Regions from separate parts of the Homo sapiens genome. Here regions 2 and 3 are each linked to region 1. A link is a loop called in an ENCODE intact Hi-C map of the cell type or tissue named here. Cell type or tissue: mammary epithelial cell. All regions are shown on one strand. Links, peaks and the distances in the headings refer to the core of each region. The heading gives the core; the rest is flanking DNA. Region 1 has its middle 220 kb from the start of LINC01630. Region 2 has its middle 100 kb from the start of DCC. Region 3 has its middle 79 kb from the start of MEX3C.

Region 1 (10,942 bases), core at 1,280-9,279:
CATCTATAGCTACTTTATTTTAAAATGAAGTTATTACTTCAAATCAAAAGTGCATAAAGAATTTCTGAAGAGTTTCTAAGCCAGAAAATTTCAGTTCAGGTTGGTTTGAAATCACAGGTAGTCTTTCAGTTTTCAATTTCATCAGAGGTGATGCTTCATAATTTGAACTTTTGATGCTGAAAATTGAACTGAAAATGAGACTCAAGACTCTCCTATAGTTCAACCATTCTGCCTTATTGGTATTATTATTATTATTATCACTAGGTTATCTTGTCCAAGGTGGAGAAGAAAGAGAGACCCAGTCTTTGCCTTTGAGATATACAACCACAATTCCAGGAAATACGTTTTTCAAATAGCCTGTGCATGGTGGGGAGTGGGGTCTTCTATTGATTTGAGACATGGTCTTTTCCACACTCAGGCACAGAGTCTTTTTTGCTCAATTTCTACATTTTAAAATTCTTCCAGTGGAAAGAGAATCAACATAGCTCTTAAAGAGGGGACAACTGCATGGAATTCACAGAGCAAATTGCCTGATTTTATTTTAACCCTTGTACACAGGCAGGGTTGGGAATTTATTGGAAGACCTGTCTTTCTTGCTAACGTGTTAACATGATATTCCTCTTTGGTTAATACATTTAAGTATTTACAAAGGTCTCTGGAAAAATAATGTGAAAAACTAGTTGCAACTCATGTTTACCCGGCCATGAGATGAATCTAGGATTTAAAAAAAAAAAAAGTATATCCTTAACTCATCTAAAAACTATAGACTAAAGAAAAAGACCCACAGTAAATATTTTCTATTTTAAAGTTAATATTAGTGACTACTATCTTTCTTTGTGTTGTCAGGTTCTCTCTCTCTGTGGTGTGTGCGTGTGTGTGTGTGTGTGTGTGTGTGTAGTAGTGCAACCTTCAAGATAAAGCTTTTTCTACCATCTTTGGTATACTTTTTAACTTGAGAAAAAATACTACCAGCTTACAAAAAATTCAAGACTGCATCTAACTAATCACAGAAAGTTGTATAAAAGAGCTTAGCCCTAAAGCATATGTGGGTCATACTAAAGTAGATGCCAGGCAGGACCCTGGGCTCATTGTTCAGAGCCTGTTCATGTCATGTTGCTGTAGTCAGTGGGTTAGTGGGTTCACTCATAACATGCTACATATTGATAATGTTGAATGGTATGTAATTTTTTTACCCTTATTGCTAATGTGAGACACTTCTGGTTTGACCGGTATCTGTGAGGGGCAATGAGAACGGTTCATTATTATCAAGTGAAAGACTTAAAAATATTGAAGCAGGGGTGCATCCCATGGGTCATGTCCTTCTCCACCCTTAGAGAGGTACCAAGTTTGCTGACTCCTTTCATACATCAAGATAGTGGAGATTGGGGTGAGCAAATGGAGAAATCAGGACCAGTGATTTTGGAAAGAGGTTGAGGGAGGGGAAGAGTCAGGAGAAGATGATGCTCTTAAAGAGGGCTCTTGGGAAAGAGAAGAGAGATTTGGACTACTATGAGTGGGATTCTGAGAAGAAAAATGGGAAAACATAATCTTTAGTATTTGTGTGTGTGTGTGTGTGTGTATGTATGTCAATCAATTTGTATTTCCACTTTCTGAAGTCTTCAGAAAAGCTCCAATCAAAATTGCCTTTTGCCACTGTCAACAGCAGGAGATGACCCAGTTTTATAAATGAAGGAGTGTTTATTCCACTTTACACCAAATGTTTTTGCCACTTGCCTTTCAAGCTTCCAGATTAGTTATTAAAAAGTTTCTTCAAATTATTCTCTGGTCTTGTTTAGCTATTAGGCAAAGGGTCCTGTAGCTTAGTGAAGGTCTGAGAGTGGGCACCTGGCCCAGATCTGGCTGATTGGACTAAAGAGAACTCTGTTGGAGGCTTCTGGAAGAGATGTTTTCTAATAGAAAGAGAGGGTTGTCTACAAAGAAACGGTTTCCTTCTGTCCTGGATGCCTCTTTGCTCCTGCTTTCTATGGTGTTGTGATGAACATGACTGTATTAGTCCATTCTCATATTGCTATATAGAACTGCCCGGAACTGGGTAATTTATAAAGGAAAGAGGTTTAATTGACTCACAGTTAGGCATAGCTTGGAAGCCCTCAGGAAACTTACAACCATGGCAGAAGGTGAATGGGAAGCAAGACATCTTTTTCACAAGGTGGCAGGAAGGAAAAGTGCCAAGTGAAGGGGGGAGAGCCCCTTATAAAACCATCAGATCTCTTGAGAACTCACTCACTATCAGAAGAACAGCATGGGAGAAGCTCACTCATTATCAGAACAGCATGGGAGAAACCACTCAATTACCTCCATCTGGTCCCTCCCTTGACATGTAGGGATTATGAAGATTGCAATTCAAGATGACATTTGAATGACCATGAAGTGGCCCTCCAGGGGTGGAAGGACAGCCTGCTGATGGTGGAATGGGAGGGCGGAAAGCCTTGGTCCTTTATGGCATTGTTGAGCTATTGAATTAGTTCCAGATTGTCTACTTTGGAGCACTGGTTCCAGTCTTCTAAGTGCTGTTTCTAATTGGTATACTTCTCTGTATTTCTTGGCTTTTGTTAATCAATAATAAATTCCCTTATGGTTAAGCTACTGACATTTAACTCCGACATGGAGCCAAAGGTGTTAGTAACTGGCACACAACACATTAGAAACTTTTGCCATTTGTAACCACTTCTTATGTGATCAAACAAAACAGAAATATATTGGAAATTAGAGCTTATAGAAAACTGCAACTGTTATCCATAACATTTAGTTTTCAATATCTGTGGTCATCAGAATCATCTGGCTTCATTGATTGACTTCATAATAGGCAAATATCACAAATGAAGTCAAATTATAAATTTTAGTTGGTAAAATTTTGCAATTTGCCTGTCTTACATTGGTTCCAATTAAGATTTCATTTGAAAAAAGCTAAAATAATTGAAAACCACAGCAAAAGCCAAAGGGAAGCAGGGTAGTTGAATTCATGTTTGTGTATATATGCATGTACTAATCACTGCATTCATCTGATCATTTAAATTCATTGAACCCCTCCTATGTGACATCGACTGTTCTGTGGGCTAGAGATTGAGAGCATAATAGAACACAGACTCTGACATCTATGTCAGGAACTCCATTTTGGTAAATGGCAACCACAATTCAGTAAGATGTTCAGGCTGAAAGCCATGTTGTCATTCTTGAATAGTATGTTTCTCACACATCCTATTTGTAATCCATCAGCAAAGCACTTTGAGTCTCCTTTTACAGCACTACCTGACTCTAACCTCTTTTCATGTTCTTCATTATCCTCACCCTAGTTCCAGCCAACATCATCTTCCACACTTATCCTTCTCTATGGTTTCTTCCCATATGGTAGCCAGAATGATTTAAAAAAAAGAACATAAAGGAGGTCATGACATTCTGTTCTTTTTAGCTCTTCCATGGCTGTGTAGTACTTTTCTTATTTACTTTTTAAGTGGTTTTATTTTATGTGCAAATAATGAACAAGTATTTTACCCATAAATTCTACTTTCCAAAATCAGGAGCGTTTTTAAAAGAAAGCCACATAACAGCTTTTAAAAGGCACTGGGATTCCTCTGCTTCTGGATTATTGCTAGGCTAGAAAAATAAAGTTTGTTCTACCAGGAATCACAAGTTAGAACTGAGTATTCTCCAAATTGGAAATTCTAGAGTATAGGGTCACTCCAGGCAAAGATTATTCAATTCTCATCCCCAACTACCTATCAGAAGGGTTAAACAAGGTCAAAACAGTCCAGCATAATTAGGCTTCATCAAACAATGTCATTATGCTCTTCTAAGATGCAAATAAACCAAACAGGAAATACTAAAATCAAAATAATATTTGACACTGTCATACAAGTTGTTAGTTCCTTGTTGTATCCTCCCCTTCTATAACATTAATAAAGAGAATATTTTCTGCAGAGAATATTTTATTTTACATATCACTAGCCATGAATTTTTGCCATTAGTTATTATACAAATGCTGCCTAGTGCCATTATCCAAATGGCATAAGCATTTTATGTCCACAATTCACTTCTATAGTTATAAGTAGAATTTTCATGATTTACGTAAGTACATCTATCGGTGAAGGTTTAACACTGAGATGCAATCTAACATCCGTGTATCTGATGTTTTGTAGGAAATATATATTTTAATCTCCTTTCATTTAAGTGATCTTATGTAAAAAATAAACTAATAATTGAGCAGTTCCAAGTCTCCAAGGGGCATTTTCAAATGTACATAAAAGAAATGATTACAGAGATGTTTAAGAAGCATCTTCATGTCCACATCCTCTTGTAACTGCTGTACCATTTTCTCTTCCAACTGCTTCCCTTTGCCTGCAAGAGGGGCTCAGATAAGCTGTATGTTTTGCTTGACTTATTTGATGTCCTGAACTTTCTGTAGCTCTTTATTCTTCTTCAATCTGTTCATTATACATTTAGCTTGGTGTTTCTGTTTGATCTCTTCAACCGTCTTCATTGCATCAATAGTTTTCTTCCATAGCTCTCACTGGTATGTGATAGGTTCATTTCTATGTTTTTCAAATTCAAATGAATGATCCACTGTAAGCTCTTCACCTGCTGCTTTCTGGAATGCTTTGGTCCACCTAACTTTGCGAGGATTGCACTTCTTTTTAAAGTTTTTATGACATTTAGATTTACAAAATCTGAACACCTTACAATTGTTGCAGACAAACATCATGTCGTGGCCAGGGTAGATGGGCCCCGAAAAGAAATAACACTTTTTTTTTTTTTTTTTTTTTTTTTTTTGAGACTGAGTCTCCCTCTATCACCCAGGCTGGAGGGCAGTGGCGCGATATCGGCTCACTGCAAGCTCCGCCTCCCAGGTTCACGCCATTCTCCTGCCTCAGCCTCCCGACTAGCTGGGACTACAGGTGCCCGCACCATGCCCGGCTAATTTTTTTGTATTTTTAGTAGAGACGGGGTTTCACCGTGTTAGCCAGGATGGTCCCGATCTCCTGACCTCGTGATCCATCCGCCTCGGCCTCCCAAAGTGCTGGGATTACAGGCGTGAGCCACCGCGCCCGGCCAGAAATAACACTTCTGATATGCATGTTGAACCCACGTGGCTCCCCACTGACCAAACGCAAACTTGAGAATGGCTGTATATTACTATTTAAAAAATCCAAATTCCTGTTCCTCGCATATGAAGTTTCTTTATGATCCAGCACCAATTCTCTCCCAACATAATTTTCTACCCTGCTGTTTCTCGTTGAATTCAGTCCAAGCATTCTGGCCTCCTTGGTGTTTGCTGCACACCCCAGCTATGTTTCCTCCTTAGTAACCTCGCCCTTGCTGATCACCTAATTCAGGTCTCTGCTCAAAGTTACCCCAGGGAGGTTTTCCCCTGACTCATTTATATTCTTCTCTATCACCTTACACTGTATTGTATATCTATTAGTTTGTAATCTACCTCCTTCACTTGAACATCAACTCCATGACTGCAAGGACTTCACTGTTCTGATGAATCTGGATAGATGGGTGGATGGATGGATGGGTGGATGGATGGATGGATGAGCTCTGGGTGAGTTGCTCCATTCTTTTCAGTCCTGATTCTTCCCTGACTGGTGATGTCTTCTGGACCAGTTTTTTTTTTTTCCTCTGTGCCTCTGTATTTGCATCTGTGAAATAAGCGGAAATTTCAAGCCGTGGGGTGGGGAGATTTTTAATGGCAGGCCTGTTGGTTCGCTTCCTTTCCCACTGCTTGGGTGGCTTTCTACTTCATGCATCAGGCCAGCCGGTTGCCAGGCAGGATAGGAAGCTGGACTATGAGCAAGTGCTGACTAATGCAGGCATCTCTCACCTTATCTCTGAGACGAAAAGCCAGCTCAGTCAGCCTGGGGCAAACAAACACATAGAGTCAGCAAAGACCTCTTCTGGGCTTGCATCTTTCTGGCACCCTTCCTACTCCTGTTGACCCATTTCCTACCAGGAACATAATGCAATCCTGATACCGTGTGCTTTCATCCTAAGAGGGTGGATTACAAAATTTAACTCATCCACAACTATCCAGTAAATATTTATTCCTCTTTCAGGCATCTTTGCATGGATTTCACAAAGAGCAGTCTATTCTCACCCTAAAACCATACACTCCTTTTGTCCAGGTCCAGCTCCTTCACAGCTGTGTGTTAGGGCAGGTGTCTCTACCTTTCTGAGCCTCAGTTCTTTCCTCTGTAAGATGTGAACACTAAGACTCATCTCATGTCATTGCAATGACAGTTAAATAAAGTTACAAGTAGAAGGTACCTGACACAATGCATACAGCAGCCCCACAATAAGAAAAGACTGCAGAGAGAAGGCAGTGGATAACTCAGTGAGATTTTGGTTCACCTTGACTTTCTAGAATCCTTTAAATTTCCTCTGTATGCTATTTCTGTTTAAATAAATAGCCAATCTTGCTTATGAGCACAGAATTGGGAAGTGCTAGAACTGAGGCTGAGATAAATCGGAAACAATAGTTAAAAACATTAATGCATTCACAAACCTGGACCCATTTCAGCAGAGCCTGTAGCCTGCACACTGTTGGCCATTAGAAAAGCTGCTGGGCCCACAGCCTGGCTTCTTTCCCCCACTACCTGTGATGCTTTCCCTCCAGGGTGGGGCGAGCCTGCTGGAGAGTGGGGGCTGGCCTGGACTACACGTCCCTAATCTGTAATCCTAGCCTGGCTCTGGAGGAGGGGACTCCCCTCTTTCCATCCCCAAATGGCAGGGATGAGGATGGAGGTGGGAGTCCAGCTTGGTCATTCATGATGACGTGTACCAAGCCTGTGAGAAATGGAACAGAATGAACACACACAGATTGTCCTTCATGGAGCTCCGCTCTTCCTTATATTTCATGGTTTGAGCTCCTTTGTGCCGGTGTGAGGTGGGGTGGTTTGGGGCTTCTGCCAGGAAACAGGTGGAGTCTTGCCAACACCTCTGCTGGATGCTGGAGTTTGCCGGCAGAGGAAAACCTGTGTTGAAAGGCCAGAAATCTGCCGTTTCCTGTATGTGGGTGAGCAAAGTAGTTTTGTTTACCTGGAGAACTAGTTTTAGAGTCCATGGCAACCACAGTTTTTGGGGCAGAGTTACTCTGAGATGTCCAGTCAGACCAAGGGCTGGGAAGTCCCTGGATCTCCCAGAAAGGGAGGCTGGCTTCTGGGCCAGGATGAGCAGTCTGGATTCCAGCCAAGGGGAGAAAGGAGAGAAGTCAAAAAGGAGGCTGAGGTGTCAAACTGATTTCCCCCTTGGGGCTTTTGCCTGTCTTCTCTCCGCAGTGCTCGCCCTCCTCCACGTGCATGGCTTCCTCTTCCCTCTGGTCTTGCCCTCAGTGCACCTTATCCCTGAAGCTTGGCTGGAGCCCCTCCTTCCTGACATCCAGTGCCCTCCACTTCCTATCTCTACAGTGTCCCCAAGTGTTTCCTTCTATATTCAATGGGCCTATGGAGGTCTAAGTCAGTATCTGGCAAATAAAGAATAACTTTGATCCGATTAATTTCCCAATTCATCAATGTATCTACTTTGTAATCAATTTCCAGAATATAACAAAGCTGTCTTAATTCAACATAGACTGTAAAAACTAAGTAATTCATGGGCTAAAGCTTTCATTTGGCAAAAAGAACATTAAGATGGGGGCCTGGGAAATGTGTCCTCCTCTTGTTGTAAACAAATGCTGCTTATCTTCGGGTATAGAATTCTCACTCAAGGCATATCTGTGTGGTTAAATGTGGGCCACTTTCGTAAAGTTATTATACATTTAGTGTGAAAGGAGTTACAATCATCATTTTACTTGAAGCCTCCCCCAAGCGAATGATGAAGCCCATTATTTACAATCATCATTTTACTTGAAGCCTCTCCCAAGCGAATGATGAAGCCCATTATTAGCGGGACAAGATTAACTTATTTTTACAAGAAACATATGGCAAGCTTAGATGGAGTGAAAACTTCTCGCTTTAACCACCCATGTGTGTTTATAATTAAAGAATTTTAAAAAGAAATGCTGTAGAAATGTTAATTGCTGAATCTGTATGTTTTACCAGGCTGGGACAATTTCTAAACACAGTAATCATATTAATCATGGCAAGATTGTTCCGGTTTGGTAGAGAAGGAAAGCAGTCAAACTGGCCACACAACTAGCTCTTCCATGGACCATTATTGTTTTTTCTTTGTTTGTTTTGGTTTTGGCTTTTTTGTTGTTTAGTTTTTTTTTTTGAGAGGGAGTCTCGCTCTGTCACCCAGGCTGGAGTGCAGTGGCACCATCTCGGCTCACTGCAACCTCTGCCTCCTGGGTTCAAGAGATTCTCCTGCCTCAGCCTTCTGAGTAGCTGAGATTACAGGCATGCGCCAACACACCTGACTAATTTTGTATTTTTAGTAGAGGTGGGGTTTCGCCATGTTGGCCAGGCTGGTCTCAAACTCCTGACCTCGAGTGATCCACTCGCCTCAGCCTCCCAAAGTGCTGGGATTACAGGCGTGAGCCACTGAGCCCCAGCCCCATTGATCATTATTGATCACCTACCATGCCAGACATTTTCTAGGGGTTAGGAATTTAGCAGGGACAACAGAGATAAACCTGCCTGCCCTCATGGAACTTTTATTCCAGTGGGGGAGACAGACAATAACAAAATAAATAAAGTATACAATATATTAGAAGGCGACATGCACCATGGAAAAAAGCAGCAGAAATGGGGGTGGAGTATGCACTTTAAAATGGGCCCATCAGGGTGGCACTTAGGTGACATTCAGGCAAATATTAAGAGGTCAGGGGGAGGGGCACGATAAGCAGAGGGAAAGGCCAGTGCGAGGGTCCAGGTGTTTTGAAGAAGAGCAAGGAGACCAGTGTTTCTGGATGGCAGTGAGCCAGGGGACGGGGTGGGAGGGTTGGGGGTAGGAAATGAGTCAGGGAGGGAAGGGGTGCTGAGCACCGAGGGCCTACATCCAGTGGAATAATCTATGTGCTTTATTCCAAGTGAAATGTGAAGCTAACCCAAGGTTTCACAGAGGAGCTACATGATCTGACTCACAGTTTTAAAAGATTCCTGGAATGAATCATTTGACAACCTGCGTTAGTTTGGCCAAAACACCCAAGTCAAAAAAAAAAAAAAGGCTTGCAGGCAAGGTCACCCCTAGGTGTAGTGGGGAGTCAGATGCAGATTCCTGTACATGACACTAACACTACCACCCCTTAAAACCTCTGTGTTTTACTCTCAGGAATGTCAAAAGTTAAAATCAAGGGTGAAGGGGTTACAAGCTCTGGAACTATTTCTGCTCCAAGAGGCCCAAATTCCTCACCTTCCTTTTTTAAACTTCCCTGATTGAAGGAAGAAGGTGGAACTGGGGGGTGGGTCAGGGGAGCTCAAGCTGGAATCTTCATGCTGATGTCCTGCCAGGATGCTCCTGGTCACAGCAGACCTCACCCTAGAGGATCTTATGCTAAGATTGCCTGAGTCACCCTTCTCTTCTAAATGTTTGGTATTGATGCCATTATTTATTTCATGGCCTGTGAGCAGGCCTTTTTATACAACCTGGGGCACTTTGTCTAACATGGGATGTTTGAATTATTTTAAAGTTTGAGAAACAGCCAGGGAGGTGTGGTTTGGATGCAACATGGACTCTCTGGGGTTTTTGATTTGTCATGATGAAAATAAGGCAACAATTCTTGGACCAGACTTTTCCAACAAGTGGGAACAGGACAACGTTGGATGTCATCAGTGAAGCAGAAGTATCCAAAGGCTTAGGGAGAACAGATTGTAGGAGACTGGCTCACACACTCCCTAACTGCTTCCCCACAGAGGGCCCAGAGGCCACTCCCTTTCCCAAGGCTGCTGAGACACACTTGTGAGAGGAAGCCCAGCATCCTTGAGTAGCTCTGTAGTGCGCCAGGAGTGGCACTGGGCATGGCTGCCATTGGATAGGACTCTGACTTTAGTGGTGATGATGAGAGGGGCTGGCAGGGACCAAGGGGCGCTATTTAATTATCAAAGACAAGATGGGTGTGGCTATTGTAAAGGTTATCAGAGCTGAAGTAGTCATCAGAATAGTATTGAGGAGAGCAAAAACCACCTGGTGACCATCAAGTAGGCTACCTGGAGCCAAAAGACTCCTTATTTGAGGAATTTAGAAGTAATTAGACCTCTCTATTATCTGAAGTCCGAAACTGGTTCCAGGCCTCTTTTCAACTTAAAATTTATAAGTAACTAGAATTTTCATACATCTCCAGAATCCATGCATGCTGAAATTCATTGTGCAACTCTTGCTGACATTAAGGCACCAAAATGTCTACAAATGAAATCATTTATCATGCAAACTACCATTTAGCTCCCACTTTAAGGTCCATAAATACCCTTAAGGAAAAATCCACCGGCTTGCTCTGTCCTGTCTCGCTGAGGAGCCCCGCTGTCCTCTTCTGCAGCATTCTTTCTTTTTAATAAAACTTTCCTTCTTCAAACCTATACTGTCATCAGTAAATTCTCTTATCAACCCGTGAGATGACCACTTTCTGATGCTAGGGCTCTGAAACCTCGCCCAGCAAGTATGACCCACAGAAATCACTGTCTTGGCTGTTGATCATGATATTCCTTGAGCAGAAATAGATGGCCAGACTAAAGCAATCTCACCTGTTTTGCATAGATGGAAAAGCTCTAGATCTGGCTAGTGGAATCACCACAATAGTAGGTCCTAGCCCCTCACCCAATTCCTAGCTTTGAACCAGTTTGTAGACTCAGTGCCTCTGGGAAAGAGAGGAGGACCAGTCTCCTTAAGGAGATCTTGCGACATAGCCAACAATGTACACTGTCAATTGTCCTCCCAATCTTCCCACAGGGACCTGTGGCTGTTTATTAGGGTGACTGTTAATGAGGGAAGGGGATATAACCAGACTTTGGGGGAACTGCTGGACACTGGAGACCCCAAACTCTGCTACTCT
Region 2 (10,942 bases), core at 1,864-9,863, 620 kb after region 1:
ATATCACATGGAAATTTGAATCTACACAAATAAACAGCACAGGAAAATGGTAGAAATGAGAATTTTTATTTTTAATCTTTTCAAAAGTTAACTGTTTAAAGCAGAAATGTGTAACAATGTGTTATGTGGTTAACATGTTTAAGTAAAATGTATGAATTCAATAGCACAAAATATGAAAGTGTACTGCTTTAATATTTTCATATACCTGAAGTTGTATAGTGTTAATTGAAGATAGACTGTGATAAATTTAAAATGTGTAATGTAAACCTTAGAACAAGTACAAAATTATGCTTTCAAAAGTAAAATTGTAAATAAACTCAAACCAAAAGAAGGCAGGGAAAGAGGGTAAGGGAGACATATAGGGCAATGAAAAAGCAACTAGCAAGAGCAAAGATTTAGATCCAAATGTATTAACTGTAAATAGTCAACCCCCACCAAAAAGGCAAAGATTGTCGGATTAGGCAGAAATGTAAGATCCCATTCTATACTATAGACAAAACATTTTTTAATATAAAGATATAACTTCGTTAACAGAAAATGATAGAAATAAGATTTGCTTTGTAAACACTACAAAAAAAGTGGAAGTATCTATTAATATTACACAAGGTAGCCTTAGAATAAGCACTATTATTGAAAATAAAGAGGAATAATATAAATAATATATCCTATGGATAAATAATTTAAAATTATATCACAAAGACATCATTGTCATAAATATGTATGGACCCAACAAAAATGCTTCAAAATACTTCAAAATACATAAGAAAAAAGCAACTGAAAAAATAAATTGAGAAATATATAAATATAGTTGGGAATTTCAATTACTCAGTGACTGATGGAACAAGTCAACAGAAAATCACTAAGAACATAAAAGAGCTGAACAATATTATGGAACAATTTTGATAGTTGATATTTAAAAGACACTTCACACAACAATGGCAGAATGCACATTCTTTTCAAATACACAGGACACATTCACCAAAATAGACTATTTTCTGAGTTATAATTCAAATCTCACCAACTGAAATGTAAATTTACATAAATGGTGTTTTTTTTCAAAAAATGAAGTTAAAGTAGAAATAAGTAACAGAAAGATACTTGTAAAGTCTCCAAATATTTGAAAATTAAGCATTACACTTCTACCTAGCCCATGGGTCAAAACAGAAATAAAATGTTGAATTGACTCTATGTAAAATACAACATACCAAAATTTGTGGAATGTCGTTTAAGCAATGCTTAGAGGAAAATTTTTATGTGTATTCAGAAATCTAGGAAAGTCTAAAATCAATAATGGAAGGTAATATCCTAAGAAACTAAAAAAAAGTAAGGTAAATTCAAGGAAAACAGAGAGAAAGAAAGAAATATATTACCAGAAATCAATGAACTTTTAAACAGAATAAAAAGTTTTTTATTTTAAATTTATTAAACCAAAACCTGGTTCTTTAAAAAGAATTGATGAAATTGATGAACCTTTAGCCAAACTGATCATGAAAAAAAGAGATACAAAAATTACCAATATATGTAATAAAAGCAGAAACATTACACATTGTACAGATTAGTAAGTATATATTAAAGGGATTTTGTGGAACAATTTATGCCAATGAATAAAATAAATATCATAACATAGATGAAAGTCAAATTACTTGAAAGACACAAATTACCAAAGCTCAATCATAAAGAAGTAAATGGCCGGGTGCAGTGGCTTACGCCTGTGATCTCAGCACTTTGGGAGGCCGAGGCAGGTGAATACCTGAGGTCAGGAGTTCGAGACCAGCCTGGCTAACATGGTGAAACCCCGTTTCTACTAAAAATACAAAAATTTAGCCAGGCGTGGTGGCACGCACCTGTAATTCCAGCTTCTCAGAAGGCTGAGTCAGGAGAATCACTTGAACCCAGGAGGCAGAGGTTGCAGTGAGCTGAGATCACACCATTGCACTCCAGCTTTGGCAACAAGAGTGAAACTCTGTCTCAAAAAAAAAAAAAAAATGTAACCTGAATCACTCTGTATTTATTACAAAAGTATAGTTAAAACTCATCCCCAAAAACAGACAAACAAGCAAAAAAAAAAAAAAAAAAAAAAAAAAGTCGAGGCACAAATGGCTGCATAGGAAAATGCTAACAAACTTTTCGGAGAAAAGTCACACCATTTCTATACAAATTCTTCTGAAAGAGAAGGAAACATTCTTCAACTCTATATTGATGCTAGCATTAACTTGCTGCCAAACAGTAAAAAATGTTACAAGAAAAGAAGTATACAGACCAACATCCTTCATGAGCCTATTTGCAAAGATCCTTTAAAAAATATTACCAATAAAATCCAGCAATATATAAAAAGATAATACACCTTGACCACATGGTGTTTATATACCAGGAATGCAAAATTGGTTCAAATTTTGAAAATCTGTCAATGAATTTCACCTATATCAACAAAATAAACAAGAAAAAAGGTGATCATCTTAATAGATGCATTTTAAAAATTGACAAAATTCAATAACACTTTACAACAAAACCTCTCAGCAACATACAAATAGAAAAGAACTTCTTCATTTTCTTAAAGGATATCTTAAATGCCATATATGGCTAACATTCTATTATACAATAAAAGGCTGAATGCTTTCCCTTTAAGACTGGGAACTAGGTAATGGTTCCTGCTATCTACACTTATATCCAACATTTGCTTTAGGTTCTAGCTAGTATGATAGGGCACCAAAAAAAAAAAAAAAAAAAAAAAAGTCATGTGGAACAGCCAGAACCCTCATATATTGTGGTGCAAGTACAAAATAGCCACTTTAGAAAATGGTTCAGTAGTTCAGTATGAATTTAATAAAGGCCAGGCAAAGTGGCTCCTACCTGTAATGCCAACACTTTGGGAGGCTGAGGCAGGAGGACTGCTTGAGCCCTGGAGTTTAAGACCAGCCTGGGCAACATAAGACCCCATATCTACAAAAAAAAAAAAATTAAAAATTAGCTTGGCATGATGGGCTGTGCTTGGAGTCCCAACTACTAAAGAGGGTGAGGCAAGAGGATCGCTTGAGCCCAGAAGTTCAAGGCTGCAGGGAGCTATGATTGCATCACTGTACTCCAGCCTGGGCAATAGAATGAGACCCCCATCTCTTAAAAAGAAAAAAAAAGAATTTAATTATATACTCATAATCCAGCAATCCTACTCCTAGGTATTTAAGAAAAATGAAAAGTTGTATGCACATAATACCTATACATGAATGTCTGCAGCAGCTTTATCTATTGATACATAATATATATTTGTTTATATTATACATAATTATATATAATATAGTATAATTTATATTATTTATATAATATGTTGTGTACAATATGAATAAATATATATATTATGTATAAAGCTGTGTATTATCTTTATAGATATGTAAAAAGCTGTAATATATCTTTATAGATAAAGCTTTATATATATTATATATTAAGATATGTATAAAGGTGTAATATATCTTTATCTATAGATAAAGCTTTATAGATACATTATATTTATTTACATATTATATATCTTATATATATATATAGAATAAATATAGAAGCCCAAACCAGAAGCAACTCAATTGTATTACAGCCATACAATGGATTAAAAAGGAAAAAAAGGAGTGAACTACTTACATATTTAACCTCATGGATTAATCTCAAATGTAGCCTGCTGAGTGATAAAAGCCAGAAACAAAAGGCACTTATTACAGAATTCCTTTTCCATGACAGTCCTACAAAGACAATTTCATAAGGATGAATCAGTTGTTGCCAAGGTCTGGGGATAGGGTAAGAGGATTGTCTACAAAGAAGCAGGAAGAAAATTTTTGGAAGTTGAAACATTTTACATCTTGATTTTGGTGGCTATCTCAATGCTGAATAAATGTGTGAAAACTCATTCTACTCTACACCGAAAATTGAAGAATTTTATAGTATTAAATTATTCTTCAATAAACCTGACTTTAAGAATATATATTATGGACCATTTTAATGAAAATGGCCATCCAAGGTAAAATATGGCTGTAATTAAAGTATGCATAAATCATTCCGTATATACTCTGGGTAAAATTCAATAACTATCTATTGAACTTGATTTGATAACCTGGTGGAGGGGTGGGCAGGGGGGAAGACAATAGCATTCTAGAGCCTCTGCCCAGGTACATTATCAACGATGAAGGGTGCCTTGGTTATTTATTGAGCATTAAATGATTGAAAGGTAAAAAGTGATTCTGAGGCTTTGTGATTACAGTGGTAAATTGAACACGTGTGCTAACCTTTGTTCTCCTTCAAAACCCTAGTAACGTGGTATTGAGTCGTGAATTTTATTTTTTCATTTTATTTATTTATTTAAAAAATCAAAAAGGAGAAACCCACCAAGACCAAGAAAATTATAATGGATAATAACAACATACTATAAAAACTGGAAGGCAGATGACAAATTGTAACAGAGAACAGACTTTAGGAGCAGAAAACTAAGTGAATTTGGCAGAAACCCTAGAAGATGAAGGCAGAAAGGTTCAGGTGGCACAGGTACCTCTGACCGTGGTAAAGAAGAGGAAAAGCAAAACAGAAGGATGGGTGGAAAGTCTGCATAAGAAGTGGTTTAGTTTTCAAATCTCCTCTCTGATGCCCCACAGATGGGCACATGATTTTATCCAACATAGCAGAAGATTGAACATTTATTCCTTAGATAGTGTGAACCAGAGGACTGCTGAATATTAGGCACGGATAACATCCTGAAAATAGTGCATGCATGCTCATCTTCCAGAATGCAAGCAGCCAGGATTATTTCCTTTCATAAGGGGCAGTGCTCACTTTGTTCAAGAGCAACATTGGTTGTTTGAATTGACATAAAGCAGACAGCTTTAAGAAGGTACACAGAAAAGAAGGCAACAATATAGCAGAACAGCACTCTAGGGTGGTCCCACAACTCTTAGGCATGGCTTCAAAATTTCTTAGCCACTGCAGTCTTGGGAAATGTCTGGTCACAAAAAGACAAACTTGGGTAAGGCAAGGCCATCACATCACGGGAAAACCATCAGTTCTTGGGTCTCTTCAGTTGTTACATCTTATTAAGCAATAGCTCCTTCAGGGCTACATGAGCAGTGCTCAGCTTCTTGTTCAGCTGTAACTCATGATTCATTACCAGTTGTTACTCATTATAGTCCCAACAATGAGGCACTTGTGCTTGGTTTGATTCATAGTTGCCTCAGCTGAATTCTCACCTATCCTGGGTAGAGTACATTGATAAATCCTTTGAGTTAGTGTAACAAAAGGGATTCAATCTAAGCTCAAATCCTCAGTCATCCCTGAAGCTAGAAGAAGGGTCACAAACCAATATCGTGAGACTGTTCTCCAAGGGTCATGCTTCTACATGTTTTGTCAGTAGATATATAGAGTACCCCTCAGTCCAGATTATTGTTTCAAGGATGTTTAATAGTCTTTGAAGCAAGGGATAGTGTCTCTCTCTTAAGGCAAACATTCCTTTTTTTTTTTTTTTTTTTTTTTTTTTTGAGATGGAGTTTCGCTCTTGTTGCCCAGGCTGGAGTGCAATGGTGCAATTTCTGCTCACTGCAACATCTGTTTCCCGGGTTCAAGTGATTTTCCTGCCTCAGCCTCCAGAGTATCTGGGATTACAGGCATGCACCACCATACCTAGCTAATTTTGTATTTTTAGTAGAGATGGGGTTTCACCATGTTGGTGAGGCTGGTCTTGAACTCCTGACCTCAGGTGATCTGCCCACCTCGTGCCTGTAATTCCAGGCATTCTTTTTATCCAGTACAACAAACAAAACGTCTGCCTCTAGAGCAAAGGGTAGGCAAGCTTACCACATGCTATACAAGATTCTGGATTCTCTAAACTCAGACTAACTCTGTATTACTCTGGATTCTCTAAACTCAGACTAAACTCTAAACCCCTGTAACTCCACTCATAGTGTATTCAAGCATCCATTTGATATAACCTCAATAACACTCAAAACTTCACTCTGTTTGGTGCTCAAACCTCAGAAACCATGCACCATAATCCGTTTGTTGTTATCTAGTGGTGACAGTACAAGATCATTAAGCCAAATATTCATTTGCTACTATTCTGAAATATTCATTCTGACACTTTTCTCCTCTGATTCTTCCTGCCACTCCTGGTATCATTCATTTGAGCTTTTAGGACCCATATTCAACTTTAAACAGATTCCTCCACTCTTCAAATTCCTTGTCTTAACATACCTGTCTTTTTTTCATAGACCCTACTTCCCTTTTAGTATTCTGCAAAGATGACACTTCATGTTCTTACATCATATGTACTTTGAGTTTTGGGGATGGTCTTAGAATTTTGTAGCTACTTTCAGACCATAACTTTTCTAGAGCCATGCAATAATTTACTCCTCCTTTGTAATGTATGCCCCCCAGATATAGCATTGATTATCTGACTACCCGTTTGTCATTTGAAAGCCCCTTAGTTTAAAGCATTGAGAATTTTTATTTGGGACCAGTTTTTCCTTTCATCCTCATCCCTGTTAGCATCAATGGCAGCATTAATACTCACATCACTCATGTAAACCCACCCAATAGCCTGACCTTACTCATTTGAGAACTTCCATCTATGCTATAGGTTGGTAGCTACTTCCATGGTCCAGTCCCATCTTGAACCTATCCCTGGAAAAATGCCACACATGTGACATCATCTAAAAACATAATTACAATGTCTGGTGACAAAATTCTCCAGGGTTTTTCCTCTTTTATTTCTACTTCAATATACACAGACTTTGCTGAGACCTCCCTTCCTATCCTCTATTTTCTTCCAGTTTCATTGTTCTCTCATGGTGTTACTTTCTTCCTCTTCCAGTATATCCTCATGATGCTTCAAATTACTGTTCAGATAGCATCTTCAGTGTCCTCTGGACTACTAGACACAAGAGACTTTTTCCTCCTTTTGCCTTATAACATGCTACTATTATAGTCATGGTAGCGTTTCACCGTTTTTACATGTTCCTTTGTCTCCTATAGGAATGGAAGCATCATGAGGGTTAGGGTTCGTCCAGTTTGGCTATGCACACATATCCTCAGCACCTGGAACAGTTAAGAGTCCATATTAATGACTCAAGAAATACTTAGTAATCAAACCAATGAAGCAAATTACAGAATGAAAGACCTTGGTTTATTCCAATAATTACTAGTCTGCAGACAGAGGTTCCAGAATGAGTTTGATATGACTCAGAGAGTGATTCCTTCAGGATATAGATGATCCTCACAGAGAATTATAAAGAGAAAGTGATCAGCTCTTAATTCAATATATCAATCACTAGCAAGTGATTTTTTTTTTTTGTCCTTGGCTTGCTCTTTGAGAAAATCGAAGCAGTTAATTGAAGGTAAGAGGCATGATGAATTTCACCTGTCAGATTAGACACTTCAGTCTAGTTGTAAATTTATTGGCTAAAGTTTTTAGCCATACCACTGAACCTGAAAATGTTTTTCTCCCCGATACCATAATATTCCAAACTTGGAAAAAATAAACAAAACACGCTTTTTTTTTTCTCAAATGGCATGTAAACCCTTTTTAAATTTTGACCCCAAATGCATATTCTTTACCAGTGGGTCAAGAATTAGAGAGGTGGGAGAAAGAGAGCTGGAAGTGAAATCAGAAGTTTTATCCCTTTCACTTTGTGTTGCTTTGGGCAAGTCTCTTTACCTCTCTCAATGTCAGTTGCCTAAATTATAAATAAAGACAAATTTTAACATGGATTATAAATATCAGAAGATAACATGAGGCAAGAAATTTATAAACTGTAAACAAGTCATACAAAGATCAAGTACATTTGTGATTTAGCATTCAGTTAGCATTTCATAAGGGGGAAAAACAATGTATCACTGTAATATACTTGAATTACTGTGATGTTACAGGAGACTCAGAAATGTTGACCTCTGTTGTCACAATAGATACAAATAGACATCTGCTAATTCAGATGTGGATTCCAAAAGATATATTCAAGGAAATAACAGCTTGTTTTCTCCCCTGAAATGTGTAAATTCCCTTCTATTTCATATTCTTCAAACCTTGCTATTATATTTGATTGTGTTGAATATTTCTATTTATTTTCTTTCCTTTTTTGTTCCAATGGATACATAAATGTTTTTTGGAAATCTAAACATTGTAACAGAAGTACAAATACATTGTTAATACCTTCTTACTCCTTGTCCCTATATGTATATGACTAAAACTTTAAAAAGTTAAAGACATTTAAATATTTAAATTCTACAGTTGATACGATTGATTTTAAAGAAAATTTATAATTTGTGGATAAAGTGACCAACAAGTGATGGTTGAAGTAGTGTGAAATTATGCTGAATCTAGAAGGATGAGTAAGAACCAGTTGTGATGTAGACTCTGAGTATTAGTCTTAGTTTTGTTTTGTTTTGTTTTGTTTTTGTAAAATTTGGATCACAGGATCGCTTTTAGTCTTCCAACTCGTATTTTTTCTATGAATATCTTGTCTGGGAGAAAAAAAAAATAAGAGATATTTCTGTGAGTGAAACAAAGGAAAAAAAAATCAAAGATGAGGTGGTGGGATTATACTTTCCATTATGGGGAATATCTGGCTAAACTGAGGTGTTCTGTGCAGGCACTGTGTGCTATGTGTTTCATATAACATGGTAGTTGACTATACCAATCCATTTTCCCCTTCTTCTTCATTAACAGAATTCTTGTTTTGCTGAGGGTAGCCATGTGCCCAGTTAAAACACCCCTCTCCTCAGACTCTCTTGAGGCCAGAAGTGGCCAAATATCCTGGTGTGGCTAATAAAATATGAGTGGAAGTTACTAGGTTAGGCTTCCCAGGAAACGTTTAAAAAGATGGAGTCAGCAGGTATGCACCTTCATCAGTCCCTCTCTGTGATGTTTTGCTCTCCCCTTAATTTGATGAAAGCAGTAAATCAGGCCTGAGGTGAGACAACCATCTTGGCATCATGAGGACAGAAGTCAACAAGAACGGTCGGGCAAAACCCAGAAGGTACCTGAGGAAGGTAACATCCTGAATTATCTTACCAGCCCACACTGCCTATCTCCATATGAGAGAAGGAAAAAAAAAAGCTTGTATGTTTGAAGCTACTGTACTAGGGTTTTCTGTTGGTTGCAATTAACCATAATACTAACTAGAACACATATTTTACATCATTTAATAGTAGCAAAAAGTATGCCTTAAAGAGATTTCAAAGAACTTTTTTTATTATACTTTAAGTTCTAGGATACATGTGCAGAACATGCAGGTTTGTTACATAGGTATACACATGCCATGGTGGTTTGCTGCACCCATCAACCCGTCATCTACATTTACATATTTCTCCTAACGCAATCCCTCCCCTAGTTCCCCACCCCACGACCGGCCCCGGTGTGTGATGTTCCCCTCCCTGTGTCCATATGTTCTCATTGTTCAACTCCCACTTGTGAGTGAGAACATGCGGTGTTTGGTTTCCTGTTCCTGTGTTAGTTTGCTAAGAATGATGGTTTCCAGCTTCATCCATGTCCCTGCAAAAGACATGAACTCATCCTTTTAAAATTGAAGTTCAGGGATGTTAAGTAGTTAATTAAGATCACATAGCGGGTAAGATGATAGAGTGGACCTTGAACTTCCAAGTAGAGCTCATTGCCATTCATAGTACAGTAGACAGGTGAAGAGATAAATATGCATGTTTAGAAAACACAGACAAGAAAGTCTCTTCCTTTTTTGCAACGATGCTTTAGAGCTTCACAGCAACAGAGAAACTGGAGAATAACAGTTTTTCTCTTAATTCCTTTTCTTGCCTGAAAAGACTGGCAGAAAAAAGACTTCCCAGTTCTTATGGCCAAGAAAACGGGAAGACTTGAACTCATCTGACCTGGAAAACAGATATGAAAAGGCAAATACTCTTCTTCTTCCCTTCCCTTCCTCTTCTCCAGAAATTGGAGTGGATTGTAAAGACAAGCTGGCCTCAAATAGACACACACACACACACACACACACACAAAGTATACTGGGTGCCTATGCAGAAATGAGTAAGGTTGAGGTTTGTGACTTTGCTACCAAGTCCTGAGAAAACTGGACTTAAATTTATACATAGAAATTCACCAGCAGTCTTCGACTTACCACTTTAGCAGGTGATTCGATACCACAGAATGGGGATAAACAAGATATTACCTGTGTATGTGTGATAAACTTGAGTGCCTACAATTGATGAATTTCATATGTGAGCATCCTTGTGATCCCTGGTACACACCCTCTTGTGTATCTATGTATCTAGGGATCTGAATAAACAAATAACTACATTAGCTTTTGGTTGTGCAATCAATCAGTTGAAGACTTGGGAAAACATCCAGGGACTTTTGAAATCAAGGCTCTTTACTTTCTCCTTTGGTTGCCTCTATGATTCTAATGTTTAATAAGAATTGAAGACTCCCTAAGGAAATGAACAGGAAGGTATTAACCTTCCTGTTAATGTACACATGTACACATCTGTAACATGTGTCCAGATGATATTTTGCTATGTCCAACCCAGTTTTTTTTTCTTCCTTTCATTTCCTTTCATTCAAGCAGGTATCATTGACCCGGGGTAGGAATATAGCAGGAGGGAAAGTAGGGAGACTTTCAGGTTTTATTTTGAAAAGGCTAAGACACTCAAGGGGTTTAACATTTCTGGATGTGGACAAAATATTTTGGCAAGAAGTGAGAGAAGAAAGATTTCCATGACAGTAGGTGCACTCCTTTGGTCTGTGGGGAGAGTAGAGTGATGGAAACAGAATGGCCTGTGGGTCCTAGAGTGATAGAACAATACATCTTGATTACTGAGCAGAGTCAGAGGAAAAATCCATAATTCCTGCACAATTCACCAAGGTAGAGAAACTTTGAAAAGGTCCCAGCAGAGAACTGGGACAAGCATTCCAATTGCATTAGAATTGCAATATCAGCGTTCTCCACTACAA
Region 3 (10,942 bases), core at 1,663-9,662, 340 kb before region 1:
AAAAAATGGGCAAAAGATTGGGATAGATATTTCTCAAAAGAAGACATACAAATGGCAAACAGGCACGTGAAAAAGTGCTCAACATCACTGACCATCAGATAAATGTAAATCAAAACTACAATGAGATATCATCTCACTCAAGTTAAAATGGCTTATATCCAAAAAACAGGCAATAACAAGTGCTGGTGAGGATGTGGAGAAAAGGGAAACTTCATATACTGTTGGTGGGAATGTAAATTAGTACAACCACTATGGAGAACAGTTTGGAGGTTTCTCAAAAAACTAAAAATTGGGCTATCATATGACCCAGCAATCCCACTGTTGGGTATATACCCAAAAGAAAGGAAATCAGTATATGGAAGAGGTATCTGCACTCCTATGTTTGTTGCAGCACTGTTTATTATAGCTAAGAGTTGGAAGTAGCCTAAGTGTTCATCAACAGATTAATTGATAAGGAAAATGTGGTACATATACACAATGGAGTGTGATTCAGCCACAGAAAAGAATGAGATCCAGTCATTTGCAACAACATAGATGGAACTGGAGATCATTGAGTGAAATAAGCTAGGCACAGAAAGACAAACATCACATGTTGTCAGTTATTTGTAGGATATAAAAATCAAAACTATTGAACTCATGGACATAGAGAGTAGAAGGATGGTTACCAGAGGCTGGGAAGGGTTGTGGGGGGCTGGGGAAAGATGGGGATGATTAATGGGTAAAAAAAAAAAAATAGAAAGAATGAATAAGACATACTATTTGATAGCACAACGATGTGACTACAGTTAATAATAACTTAACTGTACATTTAAAAATAACTAGAAGAGTGTATTTGGATTGTTTGTAACTTAAAGGATGAATGCTTGGGAGAATGGATACCCATTCTCTATGACGTGCTTATTTCACATTGCATGCCTATATCAAAACTCTCATGTACCCCATAAATATATGTGCCTACTATGTGCCCACAAAAATTAAAAATTGAGAGGTCAGGCGCAGTGGCTCATGCCTGTAATCACAGCACTTTGGGAGGCCCATGCAGGTGGATCACTTGAGGTCAGGAGTTCAAGACCAGCCTGGCCAACATGGCGAAACCCCATCTCTACTAAAAATACAAAAATTAGCCAGGCCTGGTGGTGCATGCCTGTAGTTCCAGCTACTTGGGAGGCTGAGGCATGAAAATCGCCTGAACCAGGGAGGCGAAGGTTGCAGTGAGCCAAGATTGCACCACTGCACTCCAGCCTGGGCAATGGAGTGAGACTCTATTTCAAAAAATTAAAAAGAATTAAAAAGCCAAAACTAAACCAAAACAACAACAGCAATGAAACAAAATTTTTCAATGTGTTCCACCTTCACCTGTAGAAAAAGAAGTAATCTAACATCTATGTTATGTTCCAGACATTATATTAAATGCTTTGCATGAATTAACTTATCTGATTTTTTCAATAACCTTGTGATGTAAATGCTATTTTTGTTTAGCGTCTCTATCCTACAGACGAGGAAAGCAAGACAAAGAGAAGTTAAATAATTTCTCACAGCTAATAAGAGGAAGAGCGAGGCCTTGCACCAAGGAAATCTGAAATCAGAGTCTGTGCTGTCAACCACTTCATTATCCTGCCTCCAAACTTCTTGTGCCATTGACAAGGTCCTCCACTGCTAACTGGGGGTACTGTAAGCACAAAGACAGTGAGATGGGAAAATGCATGGCGCGTTTGAGGAACAGTCATGAGGCCCAATTAAGCTAGAATGGAGCTGTCAACCTAAAAAAAGACATGAGAAAATTATCCCTAAATATGTTGAGTTTAATCAGGAATAAGAAATAAGGATTATAATTCAGAATGCATGGAATGGCAAACCACCAGTGCATTGAGGGAAGGATAAGAGGAGCTTTTATTAGCAAAAAGAGATTTACATAAGCTGCTTAGAAACAGAGTTCATTGGTTCCTGAGGTTCAAAGCCAGAGTTGTCAGTTTATTGGTAGAGATCCTGTTACTGGGCAAGTGTTCTTCAGAGAACATCTTATCTGAATTACTGCAGTCCTTCAGAGTGTCTAGTGATAAACTTTATCAAATCAGGAGATGCATAAAGGATGTGAAAGGGTTTCTTATGGGGTTTTTAGAAAGTCCTTGGAAAGAGTTCTTATCTCAGATGTGTAAACGGGAGTCCTCTCCTTCATACCTTCTCTTCCTGGCCCTATTTTGCCTGGGTCTGACAAACGCAATTTCATCCTGGTATCTGCATCTTTCACAGAGCCAACAAAGGGAAAAAACATAGTTACTTTATGACAGAGAAATAGGCAGGGGGAAGATCATAGGGGCTTGCTGACCAGGGTAAAGAGTTTGGAGTTTATTTAATGTGGGATGGAAAATCCTTGGAGGGTTGAAAGCAGAAGAGTGATAAAATTTGTTATAGCTTTTTTTTTTTAAGTAAAAAAATTTTTAAAAAAATCTTTTTTTTTGTAGAGTTGGGAGACTCAGTATGTTGTCCAGGCTGGTCTTGAACTCCTGGCCTTCAGTGATCATCCTTCCACCATGTGAGCCACTGTGCCCGGCCATTTGACAGTTTTTTTTTTTTTTTTTTTTTTTTTTCTTGAAGCAGAGTCTTCCTCTGTTGCCCAGGCTGGAGTACAGTGGCGTGATCTCTGCTCACTGCAACCTCTGCCTGATGGGTTCAAGTGATTCTTCTCCCTCAGCCTCCTGCGTAACTGAAATTACAGGCGCCTGCCACTACTCCTGGCTAATTTTTGTATTTTTAGTAGAGACGGGGTTTCACCGTGTTGCCCAGGGTGGTCTCCAACTCTTGACCTCAAATGCTCTGCCTGCTTCACCTCCCAAAGTGCTGGGATTACAGGCATGAGCCACCACACTCAGCTCATTTGATATAGTTTTTAAAAGTTCCTCTGGCTAGCTGGGCGTGGTGGCTCATGCCTGTAATCCTAGCACTTTGGGAGGCCAAGGCGGGCGGATCACGAGGTCAGGAGTTCGAGTGTGCGGCACTGGGCCATTTCCTTCTTCTTGGTCCATTTGCCATTCCTTCCATTGTCTGCCCAGTGAACACCTATTGCCTTTTAAAACATAGTCACAGCCTCCTGTCTGAGGCTTTTTCCAACTCATCACCCTCAATAAAATTATCTCGTTCTTCTTTGCACCCCCACAGAACCCACCCTGAATATTTTATTTGACCACTGTGGATTAATACAAAAGTATATTTGGTTTTTGTCCCCAGTTCCTGGCACGGAGCCACTAAAACCCTTGGCATTTTCTGAGTGAGGGGAGTGTCTTTTGTTATTCATAACAAACCCCTTTCCATCACACCTGAGTTTATGCTAAGGAGGTGACTTACAGTGGGACCCCTAGGTAGCCTCAGGATGGGGCTGGTCACCAGAAAGAGCAAGTGATTAGAGGGTTGGAACTTTCAGCCTCACCTACCGACTTTGGGAAGGGAAGAGGTGAGTGCTGGAGATTGAGCTCTATAAACACTACTGAACAATCCAGAGAGCTTCTGGGTGGTGGACTCATCAAGGTGCCGGGAGGGTGGCGCACCTGAAGAGGGCATGGAAGCTCTGTGCATCACCCCTGCCGCCCCCTTCCTATCCTGCTCTATGCATCTCCTCCATTTGGCTGTTCCTGAGTTGTATCTTGGTAAATGTAAGCAAATTGCTTTCCTGAGTTCTGCCCACTGTTCTGGCACATTATTAAATGGGCTTATGGGAACCTGGAACTTTGTTGCCGAGTTGGACAGAAGTGTGGGTAACCTGGAAACCCAATACTTGCAATTGGCGCCTGAGGTGGGGACAGTGTTGTGGATCTCAGCCCTTAAACCTGTGGAGTCCGGGTAGTTAATGTCAGCATTGAATTGAGTTGAGTTGTAGGCCACCTAGTTTGTGTTGGAGAATTGACTGTTAGTATGGAAAATCCTCATATTTGTTTCTGACACCAAAGTATTGCAGAAAAAAAAAAAAACCTTTAACCACTAACTTATTTTTTTTGTGTTTCTGCCTTCCTTTTAATAACCATAAGCTCCTACGGAAATAGGAAAAAAAAAAAAGACCATACCACTGTTATTCCTGCATGCTATCTCAGAGCTGTCTGGTATATTGGACGCATTCAGTAAATATTTACTGGTAACTGAAAGAGCTAACTAATTCATATCTGAAGTTCATTTGGGTTGGTGGACCTTGTGTTGACGGTTTCAGTTTCTCACTCCTTGTTCTTTTATGATGCAATGTTCCTGAAATTTGAGAATTAACAATTTTCTAATCTTTATGAGCTTTAACTTAGTTATGATACGGTGTAATATTTTACATTTAAGGTCTATATTTATCTATCCTGCAGCATGCACTTAGCTTTCCTGATAGATAACTGAGTTAGCTCCTTAATTAAGTAGTCTTTTTCCTTTTTTCCCTTATATTGCCCAGCAACTGGTCTTGGTGTGGCTACAGTTTCTCTTATTGAGTCTGGGTGGAGACAAGATGGGACTTCAAAAATCCTGTGGCTTTTCTCCAAGTCAAAGCAATCCCATCAGGGTGAAGTTTTTGGGCAGCTGTCGGCTCAGCTGGGGCCAGGCTGGAGGCCTGAGCTACTGTCTGTTTTGCTGCATTCTTGGCTGAAGGCCAGGCTGAGTTTCTTCTGAACTTGGATAGTGGCTTAGGCGAATCTGGCCTGTTCAGCAATTGTCAGGTTCCTTGGTTAGAAGAGTAGCAGCCTCTGGAGATTAGGGGGGAAACGTTCTCCACAACCTGGCCAATGGTGGGATGTTACAGTGAAAGCACATTTTTGACAGAATTCTGCCAGATATACAAGCATAAAAATAGTCACACATTGTGCTCCTTAAACTCAGGGGAGGCCCCTCTCACTGACTTCATCAAAGGGTTACTTAGAGGTGGATGCTATGATTTCTGATGACTTTGAAGTCAAGTCAATCCCAGAGCCTAAGATTGGCCATCCTGGCTATCGTACATCATTGCAGCCACTTTGGATTAAAATGTTAACATGAGATATTGGTTGGAGTCCCTAAATTGTGGGGACAGACACTTTCTCTAATGTTTTCTCCAACGGTATTAGATCCTGGGCTTGCCTGTTCCTTGCACTTCATTCATGTAGGCATGGGAGGGTCTGCGTAAATTTTTCTCATTGTGATAAAATATACATAAAATTTACTATTTGAACGGTTTTAAACTATACAGTTTTGTGACATTAAGTACATTCATCATGTTGTGCAACCAGCACCACCATGCATTTCCAAAACTTTTTTATTTTCCCAAACTGAAACTCTATATCCATTAGAAAATAACTCTCCTTTCTCCCTTACTCCCAGCCCTGGGAAACCACCATTCTACTTTTTGTCTCTATGAATTTGACTATTCCAACTACCTCGTATGAGTTGAATCATGTAATATTTGTCCCTTTGTGTCTGGCTTATTTAGCATTAATGTTTTCAAGGGGCCTGGATAATTTTTATGGCAACCTTATTCCTTGAACATCACTCATTTTGCCAGTGTCAATTATTTCGAACATCCTTCATGCTATTTTACAAACCTGTGGTGTGGACTTAAGTAACAATCAGTATTTGAGGGGCTGAGTAGCCACCGCTGGATTGTGAATTTTTGCTTGGGGTTCTTCATATGCTAACGAATCACCCTTGACACATTACATAGCTCATTCCAAAGTCTTTTAAAAGTAAATGACCACACTGACACTATGACATAGCCAAAATTCAGAAACTCCTGACAGAGGTAAAGTAATGAACATCATAAAGAAGGGGCTTACCACTGGATGTCAGGATCACATTTTGGTCCTGTGAGGCAGGGGGGTTTTAGAGATACCTAGAGTTTTGCACAAAACTCTCTCTTTCGTGTGTGTGTGTGTGCGTGTGTGTGTGTGTGTTGTTAGGGTAAGAGTTCAGGACTTTCATCAAATTCTAATGAGGTTCCTGATCTCCCTAAAAAAAGTTATGTCATATTGAAAAGGGAAATTCTATTTTCTATAAAGTTTTGAATACAAAACAATAGAATAGAAATAGATAGCTATAAGTAGATAGAAAATAGAAAGCATAGGAATAGAAAGAACAGAAATAGAAGGGAAAAATTCTATTTCCTATGTTTGCTATAGTGTTTTGGAGAGAACAGATGGAAAACAGTCCGTATATCCAGGTTGGGTGAGAATACTTGGAAGTATTTCACTGCGTGTGTGTGTGTGTGTGTGTATGTGTAGGGGGATTCCTTAGTTTTCTTATTTATTTATTTATTTATTTATTTTTGAGACAGGGTCTTGCTCTGTCATCCAGGCTGGAGTGCAGTGGCATGATCACAGCTTACTGCAGCCTTGAACTCCTGGGCTGAAGCGATCCTCCCACTTCAGCCTCCTGAGTAGCTGGGACTACTGGCGTGCACCATGACGCCTGGTTTCCTTAACCTTAATTATGTTATGGCCTTCAGTATAGGAGCCCATGCTCTGTAATTTCTCTTATTGGAGCCAGTGATTTTACATCAGGCTTGCAGCCTTAAAGCTTTTCCTTACCCACAGGGCAGCCCCATCACACACCTCTAGGGGGCACTGTTTGCTTTCATCCTCTATGACTGGCACCTGCTGGAGATGGGCAGTGCACTTTCATCCTCTGGCATGGCTGATGTTGGGCAGTGCACTTTCATCCTCTGGCATGGCTGATATTGGGCAGCGTTGACTCCCAAGGCTTTCTTGTGAGTACAAAGGCCATGGGTCTTCACCGATCCCATCTTTCTCAAGGCCAATCTACTCTTTCAGAGAGATATGTTTAGCATGGGCTGTGGAAAAGATCAAAGAATCAAGAATAGAATTCTTGCCTCTGTGTTCCAAATTAGCAATGGGATTCTTGGTATTTTGAAAATATTTTTACAGTGATTGGCTAATGAAGGAGCCCATGGAGATAAATAACATCAGGAAGCTTTCAAGGCTAATAATACCTTAATTTTCTGTTGTAACCTTTACTCTCTAGACTTCTAATCGATATGCCAGTTTAGCAAGCTGATGTAAATATTCTTTCCTACTTGGAATGCTCTTCTTCACTATGCCTGTTTAATTTCTCTACATCCTCAAAATCCCAGTTCAAGTCCCACCACCTCCAGGAAGTCTTCCCTCACCACTTTCATCCACAGTCACTGTTCCTTCTTCTGAATTTGGTACTACTCAGAGCCTGCATCTCACTATTAGCATTCACCTAGTGTGCACTGTTGGTTTTCTTTTTATATGTGTGTATTAGGAACTATTATCTTGTCTAATTCTCATCGCAGTTAATTTTTGTTGCTCTGTGGTCCTCTTTTCCCACTGAGGATGTGGCAGCTACTATCAGGGGGTGAAGAATTAGACAAATAGCCCTCAAGACCACCCTCACTTCTGATACCAAATGTAAGTTCAGGGGGTTCCCAAGACCATCCCCACATTTGGTCATTTGCTAGAATTTTCTAGAAGGATTCACAGAGCTCACTGAAGGCTGTTATACTCATGGTTACAGTTTAGTACAGGGAAAGCATACAGATGAAAATCAGCCAAGGGAAGAGACATGTAGGGCAGGGTCCAGGAAAATTCCAAGCATGGAGCTTTCAGCCATCTTCTCCTAGTGTCATGGACAGTGTTACTCTTCCAGCAAAGATATTTGATAATACATATGGAGTACTGCCAACCAAGAAGCTCACCTGAGCCTGGGTGACCAGGGTTATTTTATTTTAGAAATAGGGTCTTGTTCTGTCATCCAGGCTGTGGTGCAGTGGCACAGTCATAGCTCACTGTAACCTCAAACTCTTGGGCTCAAGCAATCCTCCAGCCTCAGCCTCCCAAGTAGCTGGGAATACAGGCATGCGTCACCATGCTTGGCTAATTTTTAAATTTATTTTGTAAAGGCAGGGTCTTGCTATGTTGCCCAGGCTGGTCTTGAACTCCTGACCTCAAGTGATACTCCCACCTCAGCCTCTCAAAGTGTTAGGATTACAGGCATGAGCCACTGTGGTAGTCTAAGAGTTTGTACTGAGGTTTCATGGTCAACTTTCCACATGGCTGACCTCAGGTTCCAGTTCCTCTAGAGATTGAACTGATATCATATGACTCAAATTTTCACTATAAATCACACTGTTGGACTTTCTGGTGTAGTCCAAAGTCCCTTAGAAAACAAGGACACTGTTATCAGGCAGGACATTCCAAGGGCTTAGAGATGACTGCCCAGGGGCCAACAGCAAAGTCCAGACCGCTCTTTGAGCAAAGTTAAATCATTTACTACACAGTGGGCTTTGCAAAATCTAACTGAAGACTAGAGATCAATTTCAGTTCCTGACTTCCCAGATAGGGTCTCAGGTACATTTCAGAGATAATAATCAGGATTTTCATTTGCAAGATTTTTATGTGCAGAGCCAGCTTCTTTGGGAGAAGTAAGGTTTGTGGGTTCTATGTGAATCAAAGCTGGAGGATTAGAGTTTTGAGTTTATTCATGTTAACAATAGGAGAGGAAATTAGGTAGGATGTCATATAGAGCAATTTCTCACCATACAGGAAGGCAGTAAAGACCCTTTCTGGGCTGGAAGGAGGAGACTGGGAGAGAGAGAGAAAGGAGACAGGAGAGAGGTTCTCATTTGCCCCACTCGTGGGGTTGAAATCAAGGTGTGGGGACAGGTGGGGTCAAAGGCGGCTCAGATGCATTTAAGGATCTGGACACAGAGGGTACACTTGCTCTTCCTTCTGTCTGGAAATCTTGGACACCAGCTCAGAGAGAAAGACCTGCACAAACAAACTATAAAGATTGAGCACACATGAAGTTTTTTGAGTTGTAAGCAAACAGCATCCCACATCAAAATGGCAGGTGTGGGACAATGTGCATATCCATTGTTATGTTGCATGATCCATAGATGAACAGGAATCTGTCCACATCAATGGCAATGGTTGTGTTATTTATTTATTTATTTATTTTTGAGACAGAGTCTTGCTCTGTCACCCAGGCTGGAGTGCAGTGTGCGATCTCGGCTCACTGCAAGCCCTGCCTCCCGGGTTCATGCCATTCTGCCTCAGCCTCCCGAGTAGCTGGGACTACAGGTGCCCATCACCACACCCAGCTAATTTTTTTGTATTTTTAGTAGAGACAGGGTTTCACTGTGTTAGCCAGGATGGTCTTGATCTCCTGACCTCGTGATCTGCCCGTCTCGGCCTCCCAAAGTGTTGGGATTACAGGCGTGAGCCACCGCGCCCGGCCTGTTATTTTTTTAAGGCAGAGTAGGCAATTTACATCTTTTCTTGTCTTTCTTGGTTAGGTATCTAATCTCTAAATTAAAATAGTTGTGGCCAATTATATCTGATCACTTATGACTATGTCTTCCTTGCTTAAATGTTGTCAATAAAACTCCCTGTTTCTTGGCCCAGCATTCAGGCCTCCAAAGTTTGGCCTCTGCCTTCCTGCCTGACTTCATCTTCTATTCCTTCTCCTTAGACAGTGCCTGCTGTAACAACATACTGCAAACTGAGTGGCTTAAACAGCAAATATTTATTTCTCACAGTTTTGGGGGATGGAAGTCTGAGACCAGGGTGCCAGCAGGGTTGGGTTCTTGGTGAGGGCTCTTTTCCTGGTTCACAGGCAGCCATCTTCTTGGTGTGTCCTCACACTGGAAAAAGGAGAGCTGACTAGCTCTCTGGCTTCTTCTTTTTTTTTTTCTTTTTTAGAGACAGGGTCTTTCTGTATTGCCCAGGCTGAACTCAAACTCCTGGGCTCAAGCAATACCCCTGTCTTAGCCTCCCAAGTAGCTGGGACTGCAGGTGTGTGACACTGTACCTGGCTTCTGGCCTCTTCTTATGTCAATGAAAAGAGTCAAACTGTGTAAAATATTTGAAGAGATTTACTCTGAGCCAAATGTGAGGACCATGACTGATGACACAGTCTGACGAGGTCCTGAGAACATATACCCAAGGTAGTTGGGTCACAGCTTAATTTTATACATTTTAGGGGGAACAGAAGTTACAGGCAGACATCCATCAATGCATGTAAGGTGCACGGTGGTTCAGTCTGGAAAGGCAGGACAACTCCAAGTGGGGTGGGGTGAGGTGGAGGCTTCCAGGTCACAGGTGGTTTCAAAGGTTTTCTGATTGGCAATTGGTTGAAAGAGTTGATTCTCTCCTAGATCAGGGAAAAGACCTGGAAAGGGAAGGAGATTCTCTAGAGAGTAATTTTCCCTACAAGAGGCAGCTTTGCAGGGCCATTTCAAAATATGTCAAATAAATAAATTTTAGGGCAAAATACTTCGATTTCTTTCAGGGCCTACTATCTATCATGTGATGCTATAGTAGAGTCAGGTTGGAATTTGGTATCTTATTGCTGCAAAGAGTCTGTTTTATCAATCTTAAGATCTCTGCTTTAATGTTAGCACTGACAATTTGTGCCTGAATTCCAAAAGGAGGAGGGTATAATGAAGCATGTCTGACTTCCGCTTTCCATCACAGCCTGAACTAGTTTTACTTTGGAATGCCCTTGGCTGAGAGGGGGGCTTCATCAGTCAATTGAAGGGCTTAGAATTTTATTTTTGGTTTACACATCTAAGAACACTAATCTCATTCATAATGGCTCCACCTTCATGACCTAATCATCTCCCAAAGACTCCGTCTTCAAATACTGTTGCTTTGGGGTTAGCATTTCAACATACAAAGTTTGAGGGGATACAAACTTCAGTCCATTGCAGATAAACTACTCTCAGCTAAATGGAACTCAGCAGTTCTTGAATGCACTACCCCATCTTTTTGCCTTTACTTAGACTGTTTCTTCTTCCTGGACTGTCTTTCCCCCATTTCTGTCAGGCTTAAATTCCACTTCCTCCATGAAGTCTTCAACTTTCCACACTGGAAGTTAGCCTCCCATAGCACAGTGTCTTTACTTCTCTTACAGGATTTTCAAAATGTACCCATCTGTCATTATCTGAGTATAAGTCACATACCTGATT

Evidence for each region. Hi-C counts contacts between places; a loop is a spot of excess contacts. Peaks named below come from ENCODE experiments on the same cell type or tissue, not always from the same donor. Only the 100,000 strongest peaks of a DNase experiment are listed, where the experiment ranks them.
Region 2: a loop joins it to region 1, with 5 times the contacts of the local background. A loop is called at or near these places in 2 of 110 quality-filtered maps.
Region 3: a loop joins it to region 1, with 9 times the contacts of the local background. A loop is called at or near these places in 2 of 110 quality-filtered maps.

The regions. Positions count from the first base shown.
Region 1 is chr18:51,608,349-51,619,290 of GRCh38, forward strand. It overlaps the pseudogene RSL24D1P9. Among named protein-coding and RNA genes, the nearest start is that of LINC01630, 220 kb to the left of the region's middle. In mammary epithelial cell, for the core only: no CTCF peak of the experiment used is centred there; DNase peaks (open chromatin) are centred at 5,863, 7,093 and 9,023; H3K27ac peaks cover 3,245 bases.
Region 2 is chr18:52,232,613-52,243,554 of GRCh38, forward strand. No RefSeq gene overlaps it. Among named protein-coding and RNA genes, the nearest start is that of DCC, 100 kb to the right of the region's middle. In mammary epithelial cell, for the core only: no CTCF peak of the experiment used is centred there; DNase peaks (open chromatin) are centred at 3,729 and 5,169; H3K4me3 peaks cover 917 bases; H3K27ac peaks cover 4,199 bases.
Region 3 is chr18:51,271,685-51,282,626 of GRCh38, forward strand. No RefSeq gene overlaps it. Among named protein-coding and RNA genes, the nearest start is that of MEX3C, 79 kb to the left of the region's middle. In mammary epithelial cell, for the core only: a CTCF peak has its summit at 6,548 (motif pointing right); a DNase peak (open chromatin) is centred at 6,547.